Regions from separate parts of the Homo sapiens genome. Here all the other regions are linked to region 4. A link is a contact called in ENCODE Hi-C or POLR2A ChIA-PET data. All regions are on one chromosome and are shown on one strand. Each heading gives the region's core, a stretch centred on a gene start or an enhancer-like site at or near the end of the contact. The rest is flanking DNA. Distances are from core to core; before and after follow the strand shown.

The links. Hi-C counts contacts between places; a loop is a spot of excess contacts on that map. ChIA-PET counts read pairs that join two places held with the same protein, here RNA polymerase II (POLR2A). Pooled maps may share reads with other maps.
Region 1: a loop to region 4 is called in a map of OCI-LY7, with 7 times the contacts of the local background. The contact joins the enhancer-like site here to the promoter of AKNA in region 4. A Hi-C loop is called at or near these places in 2 of 168 maps with a recorded cell type or tissue (OCI-LY7 and natural killer cell), 7 of 37 single-sample maps with no recorded cell type and 10 of 50 pooled maps. POLR2A ChIA-PET finds 5 or more read pairs at or near these places in 1 of 52 experiments (activated B cell).
Region 2: a pooled map shows a loop between it and region 4 (12-fold over the local background). The contact joins the enhancer-like site here to the promoter of AKNA in region 4. A Hi-C loop is called at or near these places in 11 of 37 single-sample maps with no recorded cell type and 13 of 50 pooled maps. POLR2A ChIA-PET finds 5 or more read pairs at or near these places in 5 of 52 experiments (GM10248, GM12878, T-cell and 2 more).
Region 3: a loop to region 4 is called in a map with no recorded cell type, with 6 times the contacts of the local background. The contact joins the enhancer-like site here to the promoter of AKNA in region 4. A Hi-C loop is called at or near these places in 11 of 37 single-sample maps with no recorded cell type and 8 of 50 pooled maps. POLR2A ChIA-PET finds 5 or more read pairs at or near these places in 1 of 52 experiments (activated T-cell).

What each region holds. Positions count from the first base shown.
Region 1 is chr9:113,572,091-113,577,571 of GRCh38, reverse strand. All of the region lies in intron 17 of RGS3 (regulator of G protein signaling 3), which reads right to left. Among named protein-coding and RNA genes, the nearest start is that of RGS3, 110 kb to the right of the region's middle. RefSeq lists an enhancer at 2,924-2,973. Within about 2 kb of position 2,996, at least 12 of the 41 ENCODE cell types and tissues checked have a DNase peak (open chromatin) inside an H3K27ac peak, as active enhancers do; they include OCI-LY7, where a contact is called at or near this core.
Region 2 is chr9:113,513,984-113,519,503 of GRCh38, reverse strand. RGS3 (regulator of G protein signaling 3) reads right to left here. Exons shown (of 23, transcript NM_001394167.1): 13 at 4,850-5,046; 14 at 1,880-1,963. Among named protein-coding and RNA genes, the nearest start is that of RGS3, 53 kb to the right of the region's middle. RefSeq lists enhancers at 1,039-1,328, 1,730-1,859, 2,020-2,269. Within about 2 kb of position 2,228, at least 10 of the 41 ENCODE cell types and tissues checked have a DNase peak (open chromatin) inside an H3K27ac peak, as active enhancers do; they include GM12878, where a contact is called at or near this core.
Region 3 is chr9:115,204,825-115,209,878 of GRCh38, reverse strand. All of the region lies in intron 1 of DELEC1 (deleted in esophageal cancer 1), which reads right to left. Among named protein-coding and RNA genes, the nearest start is that of DELEC1, 66 kb to the right of the region's middle. Within about 2 kb of position 2,653, at least 2 of the 41 ENCODE cell types and tissues checked have a DNase peak (open chromatin) inside an H3K27ac peak, as active enhancers do.
Region 4 is chr9:114,385,000-114,389,852 of GRCh38, reverse strand. AKNA (AT-hook transcription factor) reads left to right here and starts at 1,871. Exons shown (of 22, transcript NM_001317950.2): 1 at 1,871-1,993. It overlaps LOC124902253 (a long non-coding RNA gene), which reads right to left and starts at 1,803. Exons shown (of 3, transcript XR_007061742.1): 1 at 1,600-1,803; 2 at 1,264-1,408. RefSeq lists enhancers at 1,579-1,868, 1,909-2,038, 1,509-2,244, 3,059-3,208, 3,979-4,038 and 2 more.

The DNA.
Region 1 (5,481 bases), core at 1,747-4,246, 810 kb after region 4:
CAAGCCCTACACTGAATGTGTGATCTCCCCGCAAGTCCATCATTCCTCCTCTAATGGTCCCTGTATCAATGAAGCCACCACCAGTTGCCCAAACCAGGGAATTGGCCATCATTTTCTCCTTTTCCTTCGTGACCACCCCCATGGTCAATCCTCAAATCCTGATCATCACTTATACAACTTCAAGGATCTTTTTACTAGGGAGGTTGGCAATAAGTAGGACAAAGTATATTGGAACTCTCTGTACTTTGCACTAATTTCTAAAGCTAATTTCTAAAAAATAAAAGTTGAGGCCAGGCACGGTGGCTCAAGCCTGTAATCCCAGCACTTTGGGAGGTCAAGACGGGTGGATCACCTCAGGTCAGGAGTTCGAGACCAGCCTGGCCAATATGGTAAAACCCTGTCTCTACTAAAAATACGAGAATTAGCCAGGCAACATGGCGCGCACCTGTAATCCCAGCTACTTGGGAGTCTGAGGCAGGAGAATTGCTTGAATCCAGGAAGCGGAGGTTGCAGTGAGCCGAGATTGCACCACTGCACTCCAGCCTGGGCAATAGAGTGAGACTCTGTCTCAAAAGTAAAAAATCAAAAAATTAAAAAGTTGATTAATCTTTTTTAAAAAGAATGTTTCTACTCTCTCCATGTCCACTGCTGCCACTTCCCTCTAGACCACTGTCATCCCCCACCAGGATGATGTGGGGCTCACAGTGGCGGTGCAGACCCCACTGGCCATTCTCTGTGCTATGTCAGGGGAGCTGCCTCCATGCAAACCTCAACTTGTCACTCCTCTGCTTAAAACGTTGCTGTGGCTGGCTCCCCAATACCTCTCAGATAAAGTCCAAATTCTGTAGCCCTGGAAGACCCTGGGCTCTGTCTCCCTGTAGCCTCACGTCTGACCACTCCCCACCTGAAGTGTTTGAATGAATAAATGAATGAAAGAACAATCGCTGGGTGCGGTGGCTCACGCCTGTAATCCCAGCACTTTGGGAGGCCAAGAAGGGCAGATCACAAGGTCAGGAGATCGAGACCATACTGGCCAACATGGTGAAACCCCGTCTCTACCAAAAATACAAAAATTAGCTGGACGTGGTGGTGGGCGCCTGTAATCCTAGCTACTCGGGAGGCTGAGGCAGGAGAATGGCTTGAACCCCAGAGGCGGAGGTTGCAGTGAGCCAAGATCACGTCACTGCACTCCAGCCTGGTGACAGAGCAAGACTCTGTCTCAAAAAAAAAAAAAGAAAGAACAATCCAGTGAACTTCACAGGACCATCTAGACTCTTAGCCTCAAAGTGCAGCCCAAGAGCCAGCAGCAGCATCACCCAGGAGCTTATATAAAATACACACTCATTTTTTTGTTTTTGTTTTTGTTTTTTTTGAGATGGAGTCTCGCTCTGTCGCCCAGGCTGGAGTGCAGTGGCGTGATCTCAGCTCATTGCAAGCTCCGCCTCCCGGGTTCACGCCATTCTCCTGCCTCAGCCCCCCAAGTAGCTGGGACTACAGGCACCTGCCACCACGCCCGGCTAATTTTTTGTATTTTTAGTAGAGACGGGGTTTCACCATGTTAGCCAGGATGGTCTCGATCTCCTGACCTCATAAAATACACATTCGTAAACCTCAATTCACACCCACTGGATCGGAACCTGCACTTTAATAGGATCCCAGGAGATTCATTTGCACATTAAAGTTTGAAAAACACCGACCTAGACTATTGGTTCTTAACGGAGAAGTACACTTTAGAATCACCTGAGGAGTATCTTAAAAATGCCTGTCTGGACCCAATCTAAGACCTACTGCATCACAGTCCCTAGGAGTAAGGCCCAGGCCTTTTTACTTCTTTCTGACTGACGAGACAATTCTGGAGAGTGGCGTCAGGTAACAGGCAAGGTGACTGTCTGTTACGTGAGGCCCAGAGAAGGGAAGTGATAAGGCCAAGGTCATACAACAGAATCAGCACTAAAATCCAGCCCAGAACCTCGCCCAGGACCAGTTCCAACACATAGAACCCTCTCTATAGTGGGGAGCCTGTGCAGAAGAGGCATGACCTTGGAGCAGGACGGGGGAGGTGGCAAGTTCCCTGGAGGCAGCTGCCCATTCACGTTCCCTAAACAGAGGCCCCACTGCAGGAGGAGAGAGGGGCAAAGGAAGAATTCGACCACAGACTGAAGCTCCTCTGTCAGAGGCTCAGGAGGGCGGCACACCACAGCAGGGAGTGCACCCACTCTACAGAAAGCAATACTGAGGCACAGAAGGTTAGCTCACCCCCGCGCAGGGACTCTCAGGACAAAGCCAACACTCACAGAAAGGGAATCCCTGAGGAAAGAGGAGACACGAGGGCCCCCTCAGAAAACCTTCCTACTCTTGGCTATCGCCTGACCAAGCCAGAAGGACATGCCGCTTGCAGCCTGCTGGAGACCCACCACCACCTGCCTGGATGCCCAGCTTCTCCCAGGGCGGGGAGGCGGCTCCCGGGGTCTGGGTTTCAGCACGGTGCTGCCCTGTCACCCCCTCACCAGGTCCCTTCTCCTCTCGCCTCCATTTCTGACACCACTGCTTCAACATGGGTGGACTCGTAGTCTTTGTCCCCACCCACCACCCCAAACACCCCTTCTACTCCTCCAGCTCTCTTCTCTGAAAAGCAGGGAGTTGAGAGTTGAGAGCAGGGGGGTTCCTAGCTTCTTCCTGAGCTAGTGGTGACTGATGCCTTGTGAGAAGGGGAACTCCAGGCCCCCTGGGGCTCTGCTGAGGAACCAGTCTGCCTGTGGGATCCATCCTCACTCCCCTTCCCACCCGGCACCCTGCTTTTCTGCCTGCTCCGTGTGTGTGTACTGGGACCTCTCATTTCCCTAAGCTCTCTATCCCTCAAGTCTACTTCCTGCCCATCCCTGTGAGCACTGGTTCAATCTGCCTCGGATGCCCTGGCTAGAAGGCTCTCTGCTCCCCTGCCAAGACCCAGCCTGCCCTGCTGTCATGGCCCCGGGCAGGTCCTGTTTGGCTCATCAGGATCATGTCTGGCTTATTCACACCATTTCCCCCAAGACTTACTCAGCAAATACCTACAGAGCTGCAGCCATGCGCCAGGGCCTGTGTTGGCTATTGCTGCCAAACAGCAACAAGCCATGTTCTCTGCCTTGGAGATGCCAGGTCCATCTCTCACCCACCTGCTACCATGCTAGGAGGCTGTGGAAGTAGAGGCAGCAGGGACAACTAGGATGGCTCTGGGAGGAGGTAATAGGGGGGAAAAGATGGGACAGGATATTCCAGGCTGAGCCAGAGCCAGCAGGGAACATTCAAGGAAGTGGAGGTGGTTGGATGAGGCAGGAGCATGGATATTTTAAGGAATTCCAACGTTACCCTGAAAGCAATGTTTACTTAGCGCTGCAGAGGTAAGGAAGGTGAAGCTAGAGGTGTTCAAAACAGATAATGATGACAAAGATAGGGGAGAGAGAGAGATCATTAACTGAGCATCTACTGCATGCCACACACTGTGACAGTTGTTTTATACTTTAGGCTCTACTTCCAACAATCCTATGAGATCAGTATCATTTTTAATAAGAAAACTAGGAGTTAGAGACATTAAGTAACTTACACAAGATCAAAAAGCAAGTCAGTGGAAGAGTCAGAATTGAAACCATGGTCTGCCTGACTCCAAAGCCCTGCTCTTTCTACTCCTCTGTGATCTCCTTTCCTGCCGTCTTCACTTCCTCCTTCCCTTCCTTCAAAGGATGCTTCCTGAGGACAAACCTGGGCCTGGCTCTGTGCTAGGCAGTGGAGAGCAATACCAGACGCAGGGGCCCCGCTCGGACTCCACATGGTTGGAGACTGAGGGGCAGGAGACTGACACCTGGTGTTGGGAGGGGCAGTGCAGAATTCTGTACACCCAGTGACCCTCCCAAATCCTCTCCCTCCCAGGGTCCCCTTCCAGGTGGGGAGAGCTAGAAGCGTGTGGCTTCTCTGTGATGTTTTCTGCTAGGTTAATCAAAGAAGCTCTGCCATGCCAGGATGACCTCAGGGAAGGACACAAATAGCACTGCAGTCATGAGGTCAGCCTTTGGAAGCAGGAGGGCCTGGGGGTGAATCCCAATTCCTATCCATGTGCCGCCTCCCTCACAGCCAGTGTGCCGCTTCCTCACGGCTGCTACGGGGCATATGGAGGCAGTGCCTGGCACACAGTAGCCCATGGTGGTGCCCCTCTGCTCCTTGCCTTCCTCTCCACAGCTTGACTCTCTCATGAGTGGGCACCAGGGACCAACCCAAAAACTAAGGTTTTACTCCAAGCAACAGCTCTGAGAATAGGGAGGACTGAAAGCCAGAGGTGGAAGGAGGGAAGCCTATTGCTGATGAACAACTGGGGCTTGGAGATAGGCAAATCAAGCTTCAAACCCTGGCTCTGCCACCTCCTACGTCAAGGTACCTGCACAGGCTGCTTAACCTATTCAGGCTCGATTTCCTCATCTGTAAAATGGCAATGTGAATACTGAGTACCCACATCACAGCTCTGTGGGGAGGGCTTAGCATAGGGCCTGGCACCTAGTAAGTGCTCAATAAGCATCTGCAATTTCTGTAATCATAATTGTTACTCTCATGACGATCATCGACATCATCAGCTCCCTCTCCTGCATCCAATTCCGGGACAGGGCACTTGACGTATTCTGACCCTTACAGCAGCCTAGGACAGGAGTCCTGTTAGTTGCAGGTTTCAGGGGGGGAAACTTGGAAGCTGAGAAGGCAGATGAGTCTGTGCTCAGCCTGCCCCTAGGCTGGGTCAGTCTGGCTCACTGCATGGCCTGGGCCAAATCACTCCCCTCACTGGGTCTTGCTCTTCCCAGCATGTCTGTCCAGTTCTGAATCTCAGCTAGCCTAGAAAGATCAGAGTTCAGGGCCCAAGGCATAGCCAGGTCTCCTTGTGGGGGCATCAAGGGCAGGAGGAACAGAAAGGTCCCCCTTTCCAGATACACACCCTTGCCTTATCTGTCTGCCCCAGTCTGCCCCACTGCCCTCCTCCTTCAGGGCCTGCAGCGCTGGGGGCACTGGGTGGTGGTGGGGTGCCCATCCAGTAAAAAAAAGAGGCTTTTTCACTCGAGGACACTGGAGTGGACATGTGGACATGAGACTAAGCCACAACCCTGTGGCCGAAGGTCACCCTCCCGAGCCTCAGGCACACTCAGCCTCACCGCTGCCTCCTGAGGCAGGCACACCCTATCTCTGCTTGGGGGTGATGTCAGGGCTAGGTTTGGCTGAATTTACAGTCTTCTCCAAACCCACCCTCCTGCCTCCCTCTGTCATGAGACTTTCTCTTATCTCCCTTGGCCCTGCACCAACTTGCCTATATTGGTCTCCTGCTCAAAATGCCTTCATCCCTCTAGGATAAAGTCCCATCCTCTAACCCTGTGTGTTCTGCCCCCGCCAACCTCTCCACCACACCGTTTCTCCTCTTTTCCCTCCAGCCAGTCTGCTACACTCTACCCTCAGGCCCCTCTAAACCTA
Region 2 (5,520 bases), core at 979-3,478, 870 kb after region 4:
GTAATATGACAGGATGCCCAGATCTACATGTTTGGTTGCCATCATACTTCAACAAAAAGGAATACATTAATATTTATTTTACTTGTCTTCAAATTGTTTCCTTCAATCTTCAAGGCTAAGGGAGAGGGGTCTCTTGGTTCTAAGTCTCCAGAGATCTATAAGGCAGGGTTTTCTGGACGAATTGCAACTGTCACAAGGCTCTGGCTTCAGCTTGTGTTCCTTAGTTTGTCTTTATGCAGACATGCCAGAAGCAGTGTGGGGTCATGGAAAGCATCACTGAGCCAGAAATGACCCGGCTCCATTCCTTACCAGCCTGGAGACTCTTGGGTCCCAGTGAATCTCACTGGAGCCTCAGTTGCCTTAACTACAGAGTGGGGACAATCGTGCCTTTCATGGGGGTGCTGCAAGAGCTAATTGGGGTCAAGTATGTAAAATGCATACACAATGAGGATACACAATAAGTGCTCAATGTTTGCAGATTCAAGGGTAAGTGGACAAACAGAAGAGTGAATTTAGACTTATGTATATGTTTCAGGGTGGCTGCCATCTCTAACTGGCTTCTTATGAGTCTGTGAATTTATGGCCACACCTCAATTTCTGACCCTTGGATGCCAGACTTAGGTCCACCACACTCTCATTCACCAAACATAGCTCTAAGTGACTTCTCATCCCTAAAACTTAAATCCCTCCCAACAGATGAAGTTTTACTCCCACTGAGACAATTCAGAAGATATGCAAAGATTGTTAAGTTCCCAAAGTTTGCAAAGTTCCCAAGAGGAGGTTCGGAAAAGAGGAGGTCCAGAAATACAGTAGGCAACAGCGAGCGGTGGAAGGGAGCATGCAGTCCCCCAGGGCACTCCCTTGAAAAAGATAATGTACATTTGGAATAGATGAGTTCCAGTCCAGTCTGCTTACTTAAAAAACAAACCAACCTCCTGCTTCAGCCACAGTCACACATAGTGTCCCAGAAGGCTGAGGTTTAAAGCGTCCTTACAGACCAACCTCTGACCCTGCCCTTACTGCCTCAAATACACACATACCTACTGCTCAGATGGAAAGACTGAGGAAGAAGGAAGAAATCACATGTGAGCCAGCAGCAGACCTGGGTCTCGATACAAACTTCCTGTCTCCAAGTTTCCTGATCTTTCCACTACCCCAAGCTGCCACTCGACTCAGCCAAGGCAGCTCTACATTGGGGCCTGATCTGCAAAGAGCCTGCTACCCTCACCCCATGGCCCCAGGTAGCCAGGGCAGAGCCCAGGGCTCCAACTTCTGTACCCAAGTAGTTTAAGCTCAGAGACTGAACTGACCAGCTCTGGGGTTGTGTAGATGAATGAAGTTCTCCCAATTAGAGAAAAGCATCCCAGGCCAGCTCCCAGGAAGGGTGACACAGGTCCCATGTCAGCACCCCACAGGCAGAGCTACAACCCAGGCGAAATCATAGACTCGTCTCTCAGAAGAGGACATGGGATTTGGGTTAAAACAGGCCCAGAAAACTCAGGTAAACTGATGCTGGTCTAAAAATTCACTTTGGCTAATAGCTTTACTCTTCCTGCCACCAAAGTCACTCCCCACAGCCAGGGTAAATTGCCATCTCTTCTGCTCCTGAGAGGAAGGTGGGATAAACAATGGGGTGTCTTTAGGGGCTGGGGAAACTTTCTAACCATCAAAGAAGGATTCGACAGCTTTTGAAAGGAGATGTACAAGAAAAAGCTGGGTAGCCTTTGCTAGGGAGAGTGGCGGGGTCCTTCTCAGGTCTCCCCTACCCTGAGAATGTACAATTCTAAGATACTCAGGAAGAGACCAAAGTGAGGGGCCTGGAGAATGCCAATGAAGCCCACCCAGAAAGCCCCCTAAAAAATGCAGGTGAAAGTCTTACCTCGGCAGCCTTGTTCCTCCCTTCATACAGCAGCAGCTCCTCTGACAGCAGGAGGGTCCGGGCAGGATTACAGAGATCTAGAGGCTGGAAATAAAGCAGGCTGAGTGGGCAGTTCAAAAAGAGGCTGGGTGAGGACCCGGGGGGAGGAAGCAGCAGCTTGTCAAAGCCAGCCACAGAGAACCCTCTGACCCAGAGAAGACTGTCAGCCCGCCACCGACCCGAGAACCCACACACCCCCTCATACATAAGATGGAAACAGAAAGAGAGACGCTGCTGTCCTGTGGAACTGTTGCTGCCACCTTCCCCATCAACCCTCACCGTGAGAGCTACACTCATTGACAGGAAGTCTAACCACAGGCTTAGGCCCTCTGCAGTCCTCAGCCCCAGCTCTCACCCCCCACTGCACTGGGCTCCTGGGCCCTCCCAGCCCCCGCCATCCCCCATCTATCCTGTTCATGCCTCACAGGACCAAGAGGCATCCTGAGAGCCACATGCCAAGAGATTTGGTCACTTGAGTCCCTTCAAAGCCAGGCCAGTCCCTGCTCTGCACTCATAGCACACTTGAACTGTCTCCTTCTCAGGCAATCCCCCAAGGGTCAATTATCACCCAAACCTCTCACCCTACTCCCTCACCTTGCCCAGCCCAGCCCAGAGGAAGCTCCCTAAGCTCTGGATTACCCAGCAGGACTTGTCCTTATGACTGTATATTTCTAATATGGCTTCTAAGTACATGACATCAAGCAAGGTGCTTAAAGAAAGATCATGAAACAAATAGCAAGCTGGACCTGAAATCCCAGCTACTTGGGAGGCTGAGGTGGAAGGATCATTTGAGGCCAGGAGCTTGAGGTTACAGTGAGCTGTGATCATACCACTGCACTCCAGCCTGGGGGACACAGCGAGAGACTGTCTCTTAAATAGAAGTAGTTTCTTATACAAATATTAAAATGAACATGAAAATTAGACACAGGCCGCATGTGGTGGCTCATGCCTGTAATCCCAGCACTTTGGAAGGCCGAGGCGGGTGGATCACCTGAGGTCAGGAGTTCGAGACCAGCCTGGCCAACATGGTAAAACCCCGTCTCTACTAAAAATACAAAAAACTAGCCAGGCATGGTCGTGGGCACCTGTAATCCCAGCTACTTGGGAGGCTAAGGCAGGAGAATTGCTTGAACCTGGGAGGTGGAGGTTGCAGTGAGCCGAGATCGCACCCTTGCACTCCGGCCTGGGCAAAAAGAGTGAAACTCCATCTCAAAAAAAAAAAAAGAAAAAGAAAGAAAATTAGACATTGTAGATGCCAAGAACTTTGTGTCACATGCTAAGAAAGAGAAGAGACCCACAGAAAGGCTAAGGCCAGGCCCTGCTGACAGAGCTGTCTAAGGGGAGGCGTGTGAGCTCCCAGAGATGTGTTGCATCCTAACAAAGTGTGCCTACTGGACAGTGACAGGCTCAGACTGGGATGCCAGGGAGACCAGAGAGGCACAGGCAGAAATGAAGCCCGTGGGGCCAAGTCATGTCTATGCTGCTGATAAGACGATAAACCATTAGAATCTTCCTGCAAAGCAATTTGTCAATATGTGTAAAGAGCCTTTAAAATGTTTATGACCCATGACCCAGTCATTTCCCTTTCAGCAATCTCTCCCAAGGAAAATAATCAGAGAGGCAATCCATGCGCAAGGATTTTCATCACAGGGTTATTTACAATAGCAAAAGAGTAGACAGAAGTATCTGAATACAGAACTGGTTAAATAAATACAGTATACCCATATAAAAGAAGAGTGGGCAACCACCGTAAAACACAGAGCATTTAGTGGTGTGGGAAAGGTTCATGCTACAATTTTCCTTTTAAAAAGGCAACATGATATAAAATATAGAATAAGGTCTGTTTTTTAATGTGCATATGCACACAGAAAAGATGCTGAAATGTTCACACTATCATATCTGGGTGATGGAATAAATAAAGATTTTTAGGTTTTTGTTTTGTTTCTTTTTTTTTTGAGACAGAGTCTCACTCTGTCTCCCAGGCTGGAGTGCAGTGGTGTGATCTCGGCTCACTGCAACCTCCACCCCCCAGGTTCAAGCGATTCTCCTGCCTCAGCCTCCCGAATAGCTGGGATTACAGGCGCCTGCCACCGCACCCAGCTAATTTTTTTGTATTTTTAGTAGAGATGGGGTTTTTATCTTGACCAGGCTGGTCTTGAACTCCTGACCTCAAGTGATCCACCACCTAGGCCTCCCAAAGTGCTGGGATTACAGGCGTGAGCCACCACACCTGGCCCAATAAAGGTTATTTTTAAAGAGAAGGAGAGATAAATGGGGAGGAAAAGGGGGAAGAAGAAGAGGCTGGAGTGCAGGGTTATGATCACAGCTCATTGTAACCTCGAACTCCTGGCCTCAAACGATCCTTCCATCTCAGCCTCCCAAGTAGCTGGGATTTCAGGCCCAGCTTGCTGTTTGTTTCATTATCTTTCTTCAAGCACTTTGTTTGACGTTGGAGAATAAGAGCGATCTAGTGAATCGCAGGCCACCAGTGAATACAGGCCAAACTTGTTTGCAGAGACCAGGGAGAGCAGATAAGGCACAGACCCCAAGGGTCTCCCTCAGTTATTTTCAAATAAAAAACCACTGGGTGAGCCAGGGAGCGGGAGCTTTGGCAAACAGTCCCTGTGACATGGCAACAAGCAGCTGGGGTGCACCTGCCCTTTCCCCAGAGAAAGGGGAGGCGAGGTGGGGGAAGGAGAGGACCCTTTCCTTACTGGGCTATCCCGGCCTCACTTTTTCCTGTGTATCTCCCTGGAAATCTCTGCTCCCTCAGTATAAGCCCCTAGAATCCTATGCATCTAAAGCTACTTATCTTTCCCAAAACAGGGCCCTCAGTCCTGGGATAAGTCATCATCCCTGAGTCCTGGGGCAAGGGCCCTCCTCTTTCTCCGTTCCTCCTGAGGGAACCTTTAAGACCAGCCACGGGCTCACCTGAACAAAGACAGGGAACACCAGGACTTTGGGGGCCAGGGTGACGTAGGTGCCATAGCTTGAGTGCGTGGCATGCGGCCTCACAACCGGGCAGTTTTGGTAGTTCCCGTGGCCCTTCATGGTCTGCACTGTCTTCATCAGCCGGGACTTCTTCCCCAGGCCTGTGTAGGACTTCCCTTTACTGGGACTCCCTGATTCTGTGAAACAGAGATGGGGGACTATGAGACATTTCCGTCACTCCTGCAAAGGTGTCCCCTCTGTAGAAACAGGGGACACGGACTCATTCCGTCAACAACCACTTTCTGAGCAGCTACTTTGTGCCAGGCCCTGCGCACGATGCTGAAACACAGGGAGGCTTCACATGGGCTCGGGCTTCAAGGAATTCCCTCGCACTCTAGTGAGAGACGTTGACACGTGAGCAAGCAAGTCCAGGGCTAGCACAGCGCTGGGCACCACCAGCTATGATGGAGGCAGCACACTCCACCTGCTGACCCAGGCCCCGGATCAGAATTTCCATTTTGGCCTCAGTCTTTTAAAAATCAAGAAATCGCTCATATTTGAAAAATCAGAAGATCTGTCCTCACTGAGCCCACAGTCCCACGTGGAACAATCAGTTGGAGCAGAGTGGTGACCAGCCTGTGTGGCAGGGTACGCGCTCTCCTTAACAGACC
Region 3 (5,054 bases), core at 1,404-3,903, 820 kb before region 4:
TCGGTGCAAATCTATCTCAATAACAGTGATCACCACTGACACGGCATGCATCAAATCCTGTCCTTTCAACATAGTGAGATCACCAGTGAATAAAAGAATTGGAATGAGTGATAGAGTTTCAAGTTCACTCACATAGGTACCTGCCCAGAGCAAAGAGGAACTTTGCAGTCAGATAGTTAGGCAGCATGGTGCTGTGATAACAAGCTCTGAGTCAGACCCAAGGCCATACTGATTCACACTCTAGCTCTTTCACTGATTATCTTGTGTGGCCTTGAATAATCATTTTATTTCTCTGTGCCTCAGTTTCCTCACTTGTGCAAGGCAGATGATAATGCTATCTACCTTACAGGGTTGTTGTGGGGATTAAATGAGTTAACCATGTAAAATATATTTCAAAAGTGCTGGCATGTACAAAGTTTTCCTTTTTGTTAGTATTTGCAGTTCCCATTAATTCAGTGCTCTGTGATCATGGAAATGTTAACAAACCTTTTGCATCTCAGTTTACAAATTTATAAAAGGAGATAATAATACTTGCCTCAAGAAGTTATTGTATTCAAGGTATATAAAATGCACAGTATAACACTTAGAGGATAAGAGCTGTTATTCATAGTAGCAATAATTGTCATCACCATGAAGTCAATAATCAGGATAACAATTGCCTGAGGCAAATGAGGAATTGTTAAAATATCAAATCGTATTTGAAAATTAACTCTTAGGAATCTGTTATATAGAGAGACAAACTTGAGAAGTGAGGGCTTTGGAGTTATACCGACTGGATTTGAATTACTAGATCTATCATCTAGCAGCAGGAAGACAATGAAACAATAACTTTTGTTTGTTTGCTTGTTTCTCTTTCCTCATTGGAAAGACTGGAAAAATACCACCTACTTTGTAAGCCTGTTGTAAGTTTAAGTGGGATGCTATGTAATGTACTTGGCCATAGTTAGAGTTTAATAAATAGTAGCTATTCTAAAGCAAAGGTCTAAGGCAGAAAAATGACCCATAATTTTTATTAATATGAAGTGAATTGAACAAAACAATCAGATTTATCCTTGTAAGCTTGGCTCCCACTAACTTAATGAAGATGGAAGAGAAAAGAGGAATAAGGGTTACAGGGACTAAGTACTCAGAGTGTGTAAGGAGTTTTGCTGAGGTTAGCTATAAGGAATTTGTGGTTTGAATCAAAGGACTTCAGTTTTATGAGGTTTGAGGGCCTTTTTCAAAAGGAAAACCAGATGTATCATTGGAAAGCTCATGCAAAGAGGGCTATCTTCTGCAAATGCTGCTTTGAGTCTAATTCTGTTAGACTGGGTAGGGATTCAGTAGGGAGAGACCCTGGGGTGTTTTTTAAAACCCATTTGTTCCTATCTTGTGGACCTTCAGTGATGTTCTCAAATGGGTCACGAGGCTGGTATTTTATAAGCAATATGATCCACAGCCATGAGGAGAGGAATGATTCTAATATAGTCCAGAAAACAGTAGGGCTTTCCACCTCAAAACTTTACTTTAAATCTTTGAAAAGAACTAGGTTTTCTACCCCAGGAGTCCAGCATCTCCTGACCCAGGGTTCTCCTAGCACAGTCAACAGGAATGAATGCCTTCCCTAAGCCCCTCGTGGTCACTTGATCCTCTGGCTCTTGGTTTACTTTTCCCTCTTCCTTAAACTGTTCATTTTCAAGTAACATGGGGAAAGTCACATCAGTCTTATTGAGTATCCCTAAAAAGTGGAGGCAGGAGAATGGACTTGACGATAGAAGAATTTATTCTTGGTCACTAAGTGTGCTCAGCTGGCTATGTCTACCTCCATACCTCCATACCTCCTCTGGAAGTAAAGAAGTACCCTGGAAGTAAAGAAGACTCATGAGGTAATAAAAAACAGTAAGTAAAATTGCTTTGCCACCTAGACTGCAAAGACGATGAATTCCCTAGTGTGTTTATCAAAATTAACTGACAGGTCTTATGAAAAGACTGACTTATTTAATATATAAGGAAAAAACATCACAAGATTCAACAATATAAATGCATATAATAGGCTGGGTTCCTGTTATAAGATATGGCACCTTGCATTTTCCATACACTAATTATCTAACTAAGTTATTATAAGTTAGACATTATCTTTATTTCACATATGAGGAAATAAAAGTCCAGGGACTCAAGTGATACACTCAAGTCTAGGTTTGAATCTCTCAGTCTGTGTTTTTGTCATTTCCCCGACATTTGCATATATGTGGTTTGCTTAGCACTGATGGTTTGAGAAATAATTTTAGCTGGTGCATGGAAAAATACATTTCCATTTTAATGAGTATGTATGAATAGTATGTGCATCCAAATATCCAGGCATATCAGAGTTGTGGTTTTGTGAAACTAATTGTTTAGGATGAAGCTACTTTTACTGGAGTCTATTTAAAGAAAAATATTCAGAAATTGAAACATTAAAAAGACAGGTTTGGAAAAAGTTGTTAAGAATGAGTGAAATGTGGGAAACTCTGTTCTGGGCCAGACTGCTCTCTGTGTTTTATAACGAATGGCTGCAGGCTACAGGAAGCAAGATTTCTCAGAAAGCCTTAGTCAATGTGTCGGTCACCTCCCCTGGTATTTGCCAGCTCCTGCTGACACCACCATCCCCTAGCTGAAAGTCCCTGCAGCTAGAAATCTAGAAAGAAGCCCTTCTCCTAATCTCATTAGCCAAGTCTTGGTGATTTTAGTTCTTCAGCAGCCATTCCTCCCCAGTGTCCTGATTGCCCCTAATGCTTACATTCACATTCCCCACAACATTCTCACAACAGCATTCTCACATTCTCACAACAGCATCTTAACTGGCCTTCCTAACTCTAATCTCACAAGCTATCCTGGAAAATCCCCAGACAGCCATGTTACTTTCTGTGGTAGGCTGAAATGTCCTCCATCAAAGCCCAAATTCTAATCCCCAGAACTTGCAAATTTGTTACTTTACATGGCAAAAGGGACTTTGCCAATGTAATTAAATTAAGGATCTTGAGATGGGGAGATAGTCCTGGACTATCTGGGACAAAAGTTCTTGTGAGAGAGACACAGTAGAGTCAGGCAGACACGAAGATGTGGCAACGGAAGCAGAATTCGGAATATGCTTGGCCACCAGCCAGGGAATATGGAGAACCTCTAGAAGCTGAGAAAGGTACGGCTTCCCCAAAACCAGAGGAATGCAATCTGCCTACCATGTTACACATCTGATCTCCAGAACTGTGAGTCTGTGTTGTTTCAGACCACTAAGTTTCATGTTGTGCGGCAGCAATAGAAAATGAATGCACTCTCCTGTCCAAAGCCCCTCTTTTTTCTTGCCCAAAATCCAGCTTCTTAATCATTAAGTCACTCTTCACAATGGAGCCTCCCAACTTTCCAGCCTTATTTCTTGACCTCCAACCCCAAAATTAATATCAATAGCTAATATTTATTTTGTACTTAACTATATGCCAAACACTAAACCAAAATGTGTATATATATATAAAACATATATATTACATATATTTGTTAACTCATTAAATTCTGACAATAACATACAAGATAGGAATTATTATTGTCCTCCTTCTTACAGATGAGGAAACTTGAAAAAGGTACACAACTTACTTAAGGTCCAGAATTAATAGTAGTAAGGGAAAGATGTAAATTCATACCAGTTTGATTTCAGCATCTCTGTTATTAAACAGTATGTTATATCTCAACCTTGGAGTTTTCAGACAACATCCCTACTCTTTCGTATTCCTAGAAACACTGTAGAGAAGAATGAAGCCATGATATAGAATCAAGAGAAACTGAGTAAAATAGAGGAGTAGGGACTCTGAAGAAGAGGGGCTTTAGGAATATTAGAAGCAAAGTGAGATGGCTCAAAGCTGATGAGGACTGGGTGAGCCAACATTAGACATATGCTGGATTATTTCCTTTATAGGGCCCTGGACATACTTGTTGGGCCAGGAGAAAAATATTAAAGGGGAGGTATGGAGGTAGACATAGCCAGCTGAGCACGCTTAGTGCCCAAGAATAAATTTTTCTATCATCAAGTCCATTCTTCTGCCTCCATTTTTTAGGGATACTCAGTAAGACTGGTGTGACTTTCCCCATGTTACTTGAAAATGAACAGCTTAAGGAAGAGGGAAAAGTAAACCAAGAGCCAGAGGATGCCATATGGTGTGGTGATGATCAGGACTAACTCACAAACCAGACAACCTGGGATTAGTACCAGAGCTGAGTTTTTCATTCCCATTTTTCTTGGTTCTAAAACTCATGTTCTTATCCTAATTCCATGAATATTTAACAGACAAAACATGTTAACTCAGCTAACCAGAATGAAATGGATAGAAACTTCCTCTTACCTATCTTAGCTCTATAGAAAATCAGAATAAAAAATCTGATCTGGCTATTTGAGGACACAAGAATGATGAGCAGAGTTTTAAGTCTGTGAAGGATACAGTCCAAACCAGGTTCATATCGTGGTTCACTCTGCATATCTAAACAAGTTTACCCAACCTTGGGTATGACTCATTTGCTGAAGGAGACATATATCTACCTCTGACTCAATAGAAAAGAAGTAACTCTAAGACAGTAATTTCCTTAATTGGGCAAAGCCTAGGTCATTTGAAAGGGAAAGCATTCCCCAGCCTCATGGTTATCACCAGCCTCAGTCTCATATCTTCAGTGTCTTCCCTATATCTTTGTCCATCTTCCACAGAGTTATTAAAGTGATCTCTTTAATATGAAAATACTTACTGATAACTTGCCTCAATATCCATCCTTCAGTTCTAGCAGAAAACCACAAAGCCTGATTTTTTATATGGGCTCTTGACCATCCAGAGCAAAGACTGTATTTCCCAACCTTTAATGCAGCTGAGTGTAGACATGTAACTAAGTTCTGATGTATAAGATAAAAGCAGAAGTGTCTTGTGCAAGCTTCTGAGGACCTTCCTTAAAAGAACACTGGTACCTCTGTGTAACTCTCTTCTTATTTACCATTGTTTCCACCTTGTTGCCCTGATTATAGGTTTAGAATGTGAGTCTGAAGGTCACATACGGGGATGGTTGAA
Region 4 (4,853 bases), core at 622-3,121:
TGGTTCTAGCCCTGGCTACGCCAGATATTCACAAGCTGACCTTGGGAACGTCCACTCATTCATTCATTCATTCATTCACAGAACACATTCATCAGCCATAAACAGTGTGCCAGGCTTCAGGAAAGATATTAAGATCTAGCCTTTAGAGGAGACCAGAGACTTATACCTAAGTAGCAGCAATAGTTGTAGTAGCAATAATAAAATAGCTCAATACATGACTGTGTTCTGGCTCCCCCGCTCTACCCTTGGTAGGCATCATGTCATTGAATCTTTATAGCAGCCCCTGTGGGGTGGCTACTCTTCTTATCCCTGTTTTACAGATGAAGAAACTGAGGCTTAGAGACGTGAAGCCTCAAAGGTCAGGGCCAGCAGGAGATGGGGCTGGGATTTGAACCCAGGTCCACAGTGACTCTGAGATTTTTTTCTCTCCTACATGGGTGGTTCCCAAATCTGGCTGCTTATCAGAATTACCTGGAGGGCTTTTTGGACAATACAGAGGCCTGTTTTTTTTCCTCTTTCTTTTTGTTTCCTGACTCAGAGTCTCTGGGTCCTGGGTGGGGCCAGTGTTGGGAGCCTCTTGTGCTCCTGTGCCCGCTTTTCTGTGAAGCTCCTGCTTCTCCCGCTTGACTCGCTCTGCCCCGGGTACACAGGCCTTGCTGTTCTCAGGGAAAGCCCGCTGGCTCCCCCACCTTGGCCTTTCCACTTGCCCTCCCAGAACACTCTGCCCCAAACCTTCTTGTGGCTTGCTTTTGACCCCTCTTCCTTCCAGTGCCTTATTTGAATGTCACCTCCTCATAGAGACCTTCCTGACCGTCCTATAACCCTTCTCCTCCAACCCATTACTCTTGGCCCCATGTGTTCTCTACCAGGGCCAGTCACCTGGGACACTTAAAATGTCTGATGCCCAGAGACTGACTCTGTTGGCCTGGGGTGAGCCCCAGGCTTCAGTGCCACCTGGCCTGGGACACGGATCGTCACCCAGTCTCATTGTTCACAGCTCTCTCCTTGAAATTATACATGTGCTTGCTTATTGTCCATGTCTCTGCTAGAGTGGAGAGCAGGGGACTGGCCTGTCTTCGGCCCTGCCATATTCCCAGGTGATTTAAAAGCACCCGCCACACAGTAGGAGCTCAGTGAGTACCTACGAATGAAGGAATGGGATGGTGGGGCTTGAGGAAAGATAGCTCGACTGACCATCAGGATCGATCTGTTCCCAACATCTGGTGAACCCTTGGAGGGTTCTTACAACAAGGGAAAGTTTACCTGATCCGCCAGGTTCACACCTCCATGCTGCCCCGAACATCCCACTCTGGCTGCAGGACCACCTCGGGGTGAGGACGGTGGGTTGAGATGGCAGGAATCACCACGGTCTCCCTGAGATTCAGGTTGCACATTGGCAGAGTCAGAGCTGGAAGGGCAGGAGTGGTGTTGAGTCTGAGCTCTCACCGTGCACATGGGCCCTGAGGCCTAGTGAGGGAAGGAGCCTCGGCTAAGGTCAGGCCGTGGTTGAAGAGGGCCTAGAGGGTAGGAGCTACAGCATGCTGTGTGACCTTGGCCAAGCCTCTGACCTTCTCTGTGCTTTAGTCTCCCCATCTGTACCTGCAGGGCCTGGGCTGAGATGATCCCAAGCCCAGGACGTCAGGAGTTTGTTCCCTGAGTCCTTTCCTGGGCAGCGCTGACTGCGGAGGGCTTGCAAGGGGTTAAGCTCCTCCAGCTCTTGCTCTGCACGCAGACAAACCCCCTCCTTCTGACAAACACTTGTAGGAAATCAGGCTGGGCGCTTCCTGCCGAGGCGAGGCGGCCTCAACCACGGCAGGGGCGGGGAGAGGTGGGGAGCGATGCTGGTCTGTGAGCAGCAGCTTGGGCTGGCAGAACGGCCTGGAGGTGGGCCAGGGCGCAATGGAGACAGGGGGCTCCCTGGGTTTGGAACAAAGAATTCACAGGCAGGTCCCCTGAAACTGGGTCGGCAGGACGGTGGTGGAGCCCGAGAGAGGTAAGGGATTGGAACGGAGGAGGGCCCGGGAGGCCGCTTTCCTTCTGGACGGGCCAGTCACAGACTCTCCGGGACAGTCCAGGCAGCCGGACCAGCCCAGCCAGGAAGTTGCAGCTGCTGGAGCTGCACCGCTTTTCTCTTGGCTTAGGGGATCCCGGCCTCCAGGGCAAGGGTGGATTTAAGGAGGATTTCGTCAAGCCTCAGGATGCTAGATTCCAGTCCTAGCTCTGATTCTGATCTCTTGTGAACTTGGGTAGGCGGGTCCATCTCTGTGCCTGGGGTGTCGTCGTCTGCACCTGGAGAGTTAGTGTCCTTGGTTGCTAAGGGGTCTCAGAGACGATGCAGGCATGGGCAGCAGGCCAGGAGGCAGCGACGGCGCCGGGGGGTGGTCCCTATTGAAGGAGTGGCCCCTTATGCCAGCTGCGTAAGAGCAAGGAGAGGAGCCAAGGACAGTCCGAGGACCAGCAGACCCAGCTCAGCTCTTGAGGATGGCAAGACCAGAGCTGGCAACAGCCAGGGCACCGTTTCTCTTTCTCCTCGGCCTCTGCTGCTGGAGCGGGCTGGGGGCAGGGAGGACACAGAGAGGGAGTGGCTGGTGCTTCCTTGTGGGACTAGAGTCCACACAGCTGGTGGGAACCCCTTGAGAACAGCAAGTCTGTGCCCTGCCAGCAGGTGGGTGGGGGTATGGTTGAGCCTTTTTGGAAGGTCTGGTTACTGATTTGGGGGGTGGTCTTCCTTCCCCATCTCCCTGACACATCTGACAGCCTTGGTTTCAGAGTTGCGGTACCCCAGCTTTGAATCCTCTGTCTGCGCTTCCTGGCTGTGAGGTCTTGTGAGAGCAGGCCATGTCTCTGTGCCTCAGTGTCTTCATCTGGGAGGTGTCAGGGTGTGGGTGGGGGTAGAAGCAGGGTGGCACCCTGGACAGCTCTGGCTGGATGGGAAGGGGCTGCAGAGGGCACGGGGAGGCTGTGCGGGCTGCGTAGCTGTGCTGGCAAAGGAGAGCCTGGGCGTCTGGGCAGTTCTGAGGGATTGAGCCATAAAGGGAAGGGTCCCTGGCTGTGGAATGACTGAGCGGGCGGAGAAGCCCTGTGTGGGTGGTGGGGAAGAAGAGTCCATCCCACCCAGGAACTGAAGATAGACACCTCAGGGGTCTGTTAGACCCTTGAGAGAGCAGGGGCAGTGGCGGCTTGGGTGTAAGAAGGAGATGTGCAGAAGGAGGGTGCAGTGGCTGCTACTTCCTTGTGGGGCCAGTTTCTCCAGGGATGGCGGGGACCCTGAACTCCATAGCCCTCCCCAGCTCACACTGCTGGAGTCTTCACCAAACCCCACTCACTGCCTTTTAGGAGCAGCCCTGCTGCCCTAACGAGGGCTGGCTGGAACAACTCTGCCTTTATCTGGCATGCAGGGACACCTGCCCATAGCTCTCCTTCAAGGTCAGGCCATACTTTCAGACCTACGTGCCTTTGCCTCCGTGCTGTTCCCGCTGCCTGGAATGCCCTCCCCAGTCTTCTCCCCCAAATCCTCATTGTTTCTCAAGCCCACCTTAAAGCTTCCTTTGGTAACACTTCTGTATTGTACTACCCCCCACCGTTTAAAATCTTGGAACACTTTTACTCTTTTCTATATTCTTTGCATCTTACGTAGCGCCTGGTATATAGTAGGAAGTCATAGGGCTTTTTTAAAAAGTTAATTTGCGCCCACTGGGTGCTCAGTATGTATCTTTGTACTTTGAAATGTGACCTCAGGGAGGAGGAGAGAGGTTAACAGTTCTGAGGCTGTTGCCCTTAGAAGCTGAGTCAATCAGGGACTTCAAAGCTCTTTGAGTCCCATACCCTGCCTCCCAACCCACCCTAGCAGGGTGATATCCCCTTGCGATATCAAGAGCAGGTGGTACTTTCTCTATTTTACAGTGAGGAAAATGCAAGCCCAGCTATACACAGTGAGTAACAGCAGCCAGGACTAGCACCTGTCTCCTGATGCCCAGCCTGCTTCTCTATCACAGCATCGTCCCAGCCTGAGGTTGGCAGGTAGTTGGCACTAACGTGTGTTTGTTGACTGACTAGCTGACTGGCCAGTTCTGGGGCTTTGTGGTGAGGAGGGCCATGGCTCGCATGGAAGGCAGAGGCCTGGCTCAGGAAAGGCTCACTGGTTTAGGCGCCTGGGGGCAAGTGCGAAACTCTAGTCAGTCACTGCAGCTGCCTCTGACGTGCACCTTCCCCTGGTTACAGTGAGATTTCTGCCACGACTGAGTCATCCCAGAAGACAGGATGTTCCTCTTTGTGCACCCAGAGGGCTCTGTGATTGGGCAGGCTGCTCTGTGGCAGAGCTAGAAAAAAAGCCCTTTAAAAAGTCAAAAAACCGCACACCTCCCCCGGCCCCTTCCTCAGCAGAGGCTTCAGAATCAGAAAAGCAACAGCTAAATTGTAGCCTCTTCTCCACCTGCCATAACAGCAGGAGCCAGGAGGCCTAGTGAACTTCAAAGGGCAGGCCCTGCCTGAGGCCCTGGTTTAAAATGCAGATTCCTGGGCCCTATCCCAGGGCCACTGAGTCAGGCTCTCTGCAGGTTGTTTCAGGAAACTGCACGCTTAGAGGATTCTTAAGCACACTGAAGCTTAAGATCCCTGGCAGGGATTTCCAAGAAGGGTACAGGCCCTGCAGAAGGTATGAGAAGCAAGGATTAGAGCTTCTATTTAAAATATAGTTGACCAGCTGGGTGGGTGGCTCATGCTTGTAATCCCAGCACATAGGGAGGCCGAGGCAGGAGGATCATTTGAAACAAGGAGTTCAAAACCAGCCTGGGCAACGTGGCAAAACCCCATCTCGACAAAAAAAAATTTTTAAAATTAGCCAGGCATGGTGG